Regions from separate parts of the Homo sapiens genome. Here region 2 is linked to region 1. The links are chromatin contacts, found by Hi-C or POLR2A ChIA-PET in ENCODE. All regions are on one chromosome and are shown on one strand. Each heading gives the region's core, a stretch centred on a gene start or an enhancer-like site at or near the end of the contact. The rest is flanking DNA. Distances are from core to core; before and after follow the strand shown. Region 1 overlaps STARD13 (StAR related lipid transfer domain containing 13). Region 2 overlaps STARD13 (StAR related lipid transfer domain containing 13).

The links. A loop is a pair of places that touch in the nucleus more often than their neighbours do. ChIA-PET counts read pairs that join two places held with the same protein, here RNA polymerase II (POLR2A). Pooled maps may share reads with other maps.
Region 2: a map of dorsolateral prefrontal cortex shows a loop between it and region 1 (8-fold over the local background). The contact joins two enhancer-like sites. A Hi-C loop is called at or near these places in 12 of 168 maps with a recorded cell type or tissue (HepG2, aorta, chondrocyte and 6 more) and 8 of 50 pooled maps. POLR2A ChIA-PET finds 5 or more read pairs at or near these places in 9 of 52 experiments (AG04450, Caco-2, HepG2 and 5 more).

The regions. Positions count from the first base shown.
Region 1 is chr13:33,259,973-33,264,138 of GRCh38, forward strand. All of the region lies in intron 1 of STARD13 (StAR related lipid transfer domain containing 13), which reads right to left. Among named protein-coding and RNA genes, the nearest start is that of STARD13-AS, 15 kb to the right of the region's middle. RefSeq lists an enhancer at 414-914. Within about 2 kb of position 2,264, at least 13 of the 41 ENCODE cell types and tissues checked have a DNase peak (open chromatin) inside an H3K27ac peak, as active enhancers do; they include dorsolateral prefrontal cortex, heart left ventricle and sigmoid colon, where a contact is called at or near this core.
Region 2 is chr13:33,227,062-33,231,227 of GRCh38, forward strand. All of the region lies in intron 1 of STARD13 (StAR related lipid transfer domain containing 13), which reads right to left. Among named protein-coding and RNA genes, the nearest start is that of STARD13-AS, 48 kb to the right of the region's middle. Within about 2 kb of position 2,075, at least 15 of the 41 ENCODE cell types and tissues checked have a DNase peak (open chromatin) inside an H3K27ac peak, as active enhancers do; they include dorsolateral prefrontal cortex, heart left ventricle and sigmoid colon, where a contact is called at or near this core.

The DNA of each region.
Region 1 (4,166 bases), core at 1,014-3,513:
GTAAGAAAGTGAGATTCCATCTCCAAAAAAAAAAAAAAAAAAAAAAATTAGACAGTTAAAATATCTCCTATAATTACCTCATAACAATCCTTTGAGGTGGGAAGGATTAGTCTAATTTCTACAAAGAACCTGAGGCAGCATGGGGTTAGATAACTGGTCCATGGTCAAACATCTAGGCCTGGTGGAGCCTGGGTTTTAACCCAGGTCTTTCTAACTTTCCAGCTAGTGTTCTTCATGATTACATCACAGTACCTCCCACATAGTTAAAACATACAAAGGATTTCAAATATTCATTTGCCATAGATTCAAAACCTTATCGTAGCATCTTTCGCACTTATTTGCAATGAAAGAGAAAGGGGTGGATTTCCAGCTGGTGGTCTGGGAGCTGTGCTCGCTGCAGCTCACAGTGGGCAGCCATTGCCAACGCTGCTTCAACAGTGGAGGCAGGTCTATTTCTGTTTCATCTTACTGCCCTCTACATTTTACGGGGGAGGTCATCAAATCTGAAGCCCCAGGAAGTGTAAACATCCACTTTTGTCTGTTACTGTGAACAAAGGTTCAAAATTGTGACTTCAAAGCATGGCAGACACTTTCCTAAGACAGAGCCTGGACACTGTCCAAGCTCAGGGCTCACTCAGCCCTTTGAACAGCTGTTACCCAATCCGTTCATTCAGAGCCTTTCATGTACATGTTTTGTACATCAACTAATATCTAGATATTGCGACTTCTTTTATCTACATTTGAAACCAAAATTTACCTTACCAAAACATTTACATAAAAGAATTCATAAGTTTGACTTTGAAACTCTCTGTAGTGTAATATCTTAATAAACAGGATTTTTTTCCCTTGAAAACGTAAGTGTTTCTGAATAAATGGAGAATCAGAATTTTCAGGAAATCTGATAAGTTCAAGAAGAGTTAACACTTATTCCTCTGAACTCCTAAGCCACGTCCTTCCCGTCTTCATTAGAGGGCATTCCTGGTGTAATTATTTAGATTCATGCCTGTCTTCTCTCCAAGTCCCTATAGGGCAATAACTATGATCTAGTCATCTCTCAATTTACAATCTTCAAAGAAGACTCTGGTACACAGAAGACATTTAAGAGACATTTGTTAAAAGATTGAACAAAGGAATGAATTCATTTGTATCTATCTAGGGATCCTTATTTTTATTTAGCTCAATGGTTCTCATCTGCAGGGATTTTTGCTCCCCTGAGAACACAGGGCAATGTCTGGAGACATGTTTGGTTTTCACAACTTGTGGGTTAGATCTCTTCTGGTATCCAGAGGTAAAAACTATGGATGCCTCTTAGCATCCCACAATGCATAGGACAGTCCCCACAAAAAACAATTACCTGGCCCCCAAATGTCGATAGTGGGGAGATTGAGAACCCCAATTTAGATAGAGAGTAACTACAAAAATTCCATACACAGACAAGAGATCTCAGAAATAAGCCAGCGCTCCTTTTAGAGAAAATGCAGTGGCACCCACTCATATCATTTATAGAAACTATTTCACGGAAACATAAACCAAATTGGAGATCCCAGGTGGTCATTTTCATCTCACAGCTCATTTTTGTTCTCCCGGCATAAGCCTCAACTAGATAACATCTTTGGACTTTCAGAGGTCAGCATTTATATGCTGACCCCATAGCCCAGAATAACCCAAAGAACGAGACTTTCATTCAATAACAGTGGCATTATTTTTTATTGTGGGTCATGGCTCATAATACGCAATTCAGCTAAAAGGGAAAGATACAAAACATTTGAGATGACTGGCAGGAGAAAACTCTAAAAATTCTCCAGCACAAAAGGGGATTAAAATGTCACAGGAAATTTTTTTCTTGAAAATGGAAGGGCTTATGAATGCTTCATTCTTTCCAGAACAGTTAAAACACTGTATGCACGGGTTGCTTGGGTTCGGAAGGCAGGGCAGCCCATTCCTTTTGTTCTGTTGCTCAACCCTAGAAGGCTTTCCCTGGTGAACTCGGGCCCACGAGCAGTGAGAAGTTAGGAGGAGGAAGATGCTTCATCTAAATGAACAATCTGGATTGTGTTCATCCTCCCTCTTAGAAGTGAAGAGAGACTGCCTTAAGCTGAGAAGCAAAACAGACTAAGCGGGCAAAGCCAAGTCTTTCACTGGAGATAACATTTGCCTGATATTTTAACTGTCATCTATTACCTGAAGACTCATTTATCCAAGGCCGAATGAAGCCAGCTCTTGCACTGACATGGAATTCAAAGTGATGAATAGGTCTATCAGCAAGGATGACTCACAGTGAGACATTCTGCATCAGGTGGCATGAATCAGGTGTCAATGGGAAGCTGGGCCCCGTCTGCCTGCCTCGGTCCTGCCTCTGCTAGAGGCTCCGTCCTGTTACTCTCCAGCCACCAGCCAGTGGGGGGACCTCGCACAGAGGTGGCAGCCCTGTGCTGCAGCTGCACTTTTCAGCCTGCCTGTTAGATATGATGGGGGCTCTAAGGGGATAATGAGTGTTTCTTTCCTGACAATCTGCAGATGATTCGAACTTTCTGGGGTTTAAATTAATTTCCTGTTTGGCATGTTTGCAGGAGGAGAAAACAATTATCTCCAAAATTACAAGTAATTAGCTGTTTGCTTATTGTTGTGGGATAAGATCTTACTTCCCTCCCACACCACACCCAGAACCCCCCCCCCCACACACACACACAACACACACACACACACACACACACACACCCTGTACTCTAGTTTTTCAGTTGTTATTTACAAGTCTCGATCTGGGAGGTTAGAGTCCAGTTCCCACCCAGGCCTTACCGAAATCTTCACTCTGCTCATGTAAGCCCTGCCCCTGGATCCTAATGAGTAAAGAAAACTGCAGGAGCACAATGTCCATCCCAGTGACTTCTGCTTATTAGATGGGTGTGGTGGATGCCCAGAATTCCAGGAAAGCAAGAATACCCACTCCCCACTCCAAGTCCTCTCTCTACAGGCAGGTGGCAAGGCCAGCTCAAGTACCATAGGAAATAAAGACATGAGACCGAAGATCTCAAGATGAGAGTCTACATTCTGGCTCATCACTTACTAGTCGTAGAATCTTAAGCAAGTCACTCAGCTTCTCTGAACCCCAGTTTCCTCATTTTATTAGAAGGATTATAAAACCCCCTGTAAAGTAGCGTTTCTCAACAGTGGCACTATTTTGGGCCACATAATTCTTTGGTGTGGGGGAGCATCCTGTACATTACAGGAAGTTCAGCAGCATCACTGGCCTCTGCCCACTAGATGCCAGCAGCACCCACCCCCTAGTTGTGATCATCAACAGTATCTCCAGATATTACCAAATGTTCCCTGGAGGGCAAAATTGTACCTGCTTGCAAGCCTCTGCTGTAAAGGAGCCCCCTCTCCTTTAAATGTTTAATAAAACATCACCCAGAAACTTTAATTCTACCTCCCAAGGATTCAGGAGCAGCAAAGTAAACAGCTACAAATGAAATGAGAGAACTTTTGGTGGAAAACCAGGTTTGGGATAAAATTGAGTACCAATTGGCCTTGCTTAGAGATTCTGGATTTTGTTTTAATCTTGGGAAGGGAGTGGGAGTATGTTCTTCTTTCCTGTTTCACGGGGTTTGTAGGGGCTTAAATGAGCCTAATGTATTTGAAACTGCACAGAATGATGCCTGCAACTATTCACACAGTCACAACCAAAGAATTGGTGCAATGCAGCTGGCATACATGGAATGTCACCCGAGCACTCTCTTCATGTTGGGGACAAAAGAACATCGCGTGATGATTCTAGTTGGAGCATTCAGTCAAATGAATCAGTTAGGTGCCAGCCACATGCCAGAAAAAATGACAGGAACCCAGCATTACTGAATGTGTCAAACATATATTTTTTTAATCTACAAATTATTTGACACTCCTCCGATTGAATAATGGGTCTGCTCTTCTTGAACCTGAGCAGACCTTTATGGCTATGTTGACTAATAGAATACAGAAAAAGTGAAGAGGCAACTTCCAAGACTAGATCATAAAAAGTCACACACCTTGCCTTGCTCACTCTTGGGATGCAGTCTCCATGTGGGGAAGAAGGAAGCCTGGGCAACCACATGGACACATGTAGATGCACCAGCTGCCAGTCTCACTGAGGTCCTGACCGAGAGGCAGCATCCACTGCCAGTCATGCAAGT
Region 2 (4,166 bases), core at 825-3,324, 33 kb before region 1:
TTTCAGCAAAGCAAACTTCATTCCTAACCTTTAAATGGCCATAACAAAATGCCTCAGTGACCAGTTGCTTTGAATTGGTCTCATCTACAACCTGCGAGCTTTGCTCAGCCCTCTGATGTGAAGTAACATCAGATCTCTAGCCATAAAGCCATTCCCTTAAAGTTCCATCGTTAGTCTTTTCTATCTTAGTTCAAGGTCTGCTGGCAGTGATGGACTCATCAGAATCTCAATGTCCTCATAGATAGCTAAAATACGATCCCAGGTAGTTCAACCATATGTGGATTTAAACAGATACCTAATTTGTTCCAGAACTACTTTCCATATCAATACCTTGAAAATACTTTGTAAGTTAAATCTAAAAGGAGGCATGGAAACTTCCTCTACAAATAGTGAAGCTAGTCCAATTCTTAGGGAAAAGAGACAGTCATTAACTCTATATTTAGAGCTAGGCATTCCATTCCCCCAAACTACTCTCTCATCAGCCTAATTGCTTGAAATTCCTGTTCTTGTTTAACACTAGGGCAAAGCATTTCATTTTAAATTTGAGATAAGGTTTATACTCCAAATACCCTGAAAAAGGTAATTTAGGGTATTAGGACCACTTTAACTTGGACATGACTATGGAGGGGGTACAACAGGGAGGCAAGATGCTGGATGCAAACCTAGATACCAAAGACAAAATGAGGCACACTTCCCTCACTCCCATTTTTTCCTAGGACAAGCACCATAAGGAGTATCAGTTAATTGAAAAAGTCTTTACTAGATGCCAGGAGCTGTGTCAGGTACTGAGGTTAAAGTGATGAGGAGAATACTGCAAAGCACAACACCATCCTGACAACATGTGAGAAGCTCAAAGCCCATCAGAAGAAAGAGACAGGCCCTTTACAAATGAACATAATGATAGATTGAATGTGCGATCGTAAAACGAAACAACGCAGAGCAGTTTTTAACAGTTGCGTGGTGGGGGAAGGGAGATGCAAATAAAAAAGAACATTTGACTTGGATTTGTAAGGACATGAAGAATTTTGCCAGGTGGGGAAGTGGTGGAAGGGAGGAGTTATTTCAGGCAAAGGCAACATAAAAGCATGGCACAGAAGCATGAAGAGTACATGGAGTGCTCATGGAAAATCACTGAAGGCTGGGAGGGAGCCCCAGTGGATTCTGGTGGATTGCAGCCTCTGGCGAAGGCTGAGGTTGCCTCTGGACCACATTACTCCCCCATGTATTTCTTTATAGAGACATATTATTTTCAACTCTTTTGAGAAGAAACATTCATACTGATTGTTTCTTATTTAAACTATGAATCTATTAAAATATCAGGCATTCTTCATAAAAATCATTGATAAAAAATGAATTAAGAGTACAGTTCATTTACAGTGTTTTTTTTTTGGAAGTTAAAATTGAGCTCCTGTTATAAAACAGAGACTGTGTGGACTCCTTAGTGAAAGAAACTCAGTTCAGAGGACAACAGGCGACAGTGGACAACCTGGTCATATTCTGTGGTTAGTCAACCAAGAGTTTGATTCCACCAGTATCCCTATCTTCCTTGCTTCCAAGCATACTATTTATCTTTAAATTAAATACTAAATGAATAACATGTTTGTGATTGCTAATTCGGACATGGGTCACACCACAGTTTTACACCTTCGAATACAAGATTTCTGCAGTTCCACTACATGTCCACTAGAGGCCTGTGAAGAGCTTTTTTCCCCCATCACGTAGAGTCTGATAACCAAAAAGGCCAGAATTAAAACAAATAAGAAATATTGATTAGACACGAGTAAGACAAGGATCTAATTGGTACGTAACCTCACAGTAAGTATCATAATTGTGGATAAAATAATCAAAATGCAACATTGTTTCAAAACTCCAAGATACCAAATTGCAAAACTTATGAAACTACTCATATGTAACCACAAAAGCAAAGTTAAAAGAAGTAGGGCTTTGAAGACTTCAGCAACCATTCCAAAAGGCCAGCAGACTCTGGCAGGCTTTGACTAGGTGGAAGACTGCACCAAGTGGTGAAGCAGCCTGAATAAAAATTGCCAGCAGCCTGTATGGGCTTCTAGATCTTCAAATGCATACTCAATCTAAAAGGCATGCAACCAACGGAGGGAAAACTCCTTGGTGGGAAAGTAAACAATGCAGTGATTTAAGGCAGATGGGCTGAAAAGGGACTTCCTAAATAGCGACTCCATGGAAGTAAACAGGGGAAGACAGTTGAGATACGGCCAGGACACTGAGATGACACAGACCAAAACCGACCCTATGGTGAAGACTGTGGAAACTCTCAACTTAAGAGGAAAGAGGGCAACTTAAAGCAAAACACTTAACATATTCGATTTGCCAGGACAACCGCAAGACTGCGTGAGCACTGGAAAAATTACCAGAAGGACAAGATGCCCTGTAACATCCCTTTATCTCTTGTCGAACTCAAAACAGACTTTCATTCATTTCATGGTCTGCTTGAACAAACACAAACAAAGACGAAAAATACTAAAAGTCACATCACCCGTGCCAGGCATGGACACGCGAGTGCACGCGTGCACACACACCACACACACACACTACTTCTAGTCTATTTACAGAAATGGCCTGTTTTTCACTAGCTTTGGTTAATTAGCAATCAGAAGAGAGTTGTATGGGGTTGGAAGAAAGAACCCTTTGTTTGGAAAACCTGTGAAAATATTCCCTCAGAAGCTTGTAACTTTCCCTACGCATCACCCTGGCCCTGAGGACAAGCCCCTGTGCCAGAAGCCTCAGTGAGGCACACAGAGCTCACATTCAAAGGCAGCTCTCTTTGTTGTCCCCCAGGAGTTAAACCTTAATGGGTTCACAATTTGCAGGCTTTTTTGGAGAGTGGCTTAGTGGTGGTTGCCTGCTGCCAGAAATGGAGCAGAGACAAACCCTAGTGAATCCCACAGCTGTTGTGGCTGCTCCATTGGAGAGAAGAGCAGTTGCCTGAGGCATTTCAAAGACAAGCAAGAACACAGGGAGACATTATGAGGCCTGGAAGCGAATTTGCAATTATTGGGAGCAGATGGTCAGTCCACATGGGGAAGAAGGAGATTGTAGCCATCGTTCTCCAGTGAAGACCATGGCAAATGGTAATTCACTGAGTCTTATGTCCCCAGATAAATCTTGTATTGGAAAAGTATTCAGCTGCAACATAAGATCATCATCTGCAGCTAGTTAGTTTTACTGTCACGCTCTTGACTTCTAAACCTAAACAGCCACAACTTGGACAGGAAAAAGCCAGTACATGCACATCCTACCTTGGTTAGAAAGAAGAAGAGGCGTGGCTGCTCTGGTAGAAATAGGGAGAATACTCATCCTGGCACCCTGGGTTTCCTGGAGGCAGCCTGCCTGAACACTGCCTCCAACATTACTTTGCCCAGCCCTTTATTTCAGAAAAATCTTCATTTTAAACAAACATTCATGAATGCTGGGATACTGCTGAATGATTTTGAGAGTGGAGCTTTCATAATCTTCTTTTGTAAGCTATATCCACTTTTTTTCATCACCCTTTCCGGTCAAGGGCTGCTTTCTGATGCACAAGAATTCTCTTTTGCTGAAATCTCAGCCTATTTCCTGTTATCCTCATGTTGATTCATCTGAGAATCACATTATCTCTTCTAAAACACTGTTTACTTAGTCCATTATGACACGTAAGGTCGGTCTTTACTCATTTTATGTTTGAATGATTAATTTGTTCAGTTTATGCAAAGTACTCTTAAGTACCCCTGATGTGCAAAGTGCCAGCGAGGCACTGAGGAGGATGGAAGAACCATAACTGCAAGATGCTAAGAACCTGGTGAAGGAAGCAGAAACACTTGGGAAAGAACTCTAATACCTGTGAAGTGCCAAGATACGGGCATAGTCAGAATGTTGTGGGCATATAAAGAAGAGAGAAAATAATACTTATTTCCAACTGGAGAGATTGGGACACTAGCTTAGAAGGAGATAGAGTTTAAGTTGGGCTATATATAGGATGACCTACCATCCCAGTTTTAAAACTTAAAGTCCTGCATCTCAGGACACTCCTCAGTTGGCTGAGTGAGTGATAAAGGACAGTTGTAACTTCAAGTTTATCTCAAGGGTGAGACACAGTGAAGAAAGTCTCAATGGCAATGGGCTGGGAGTGGAGATGAGGGGCTGGTCAGGCC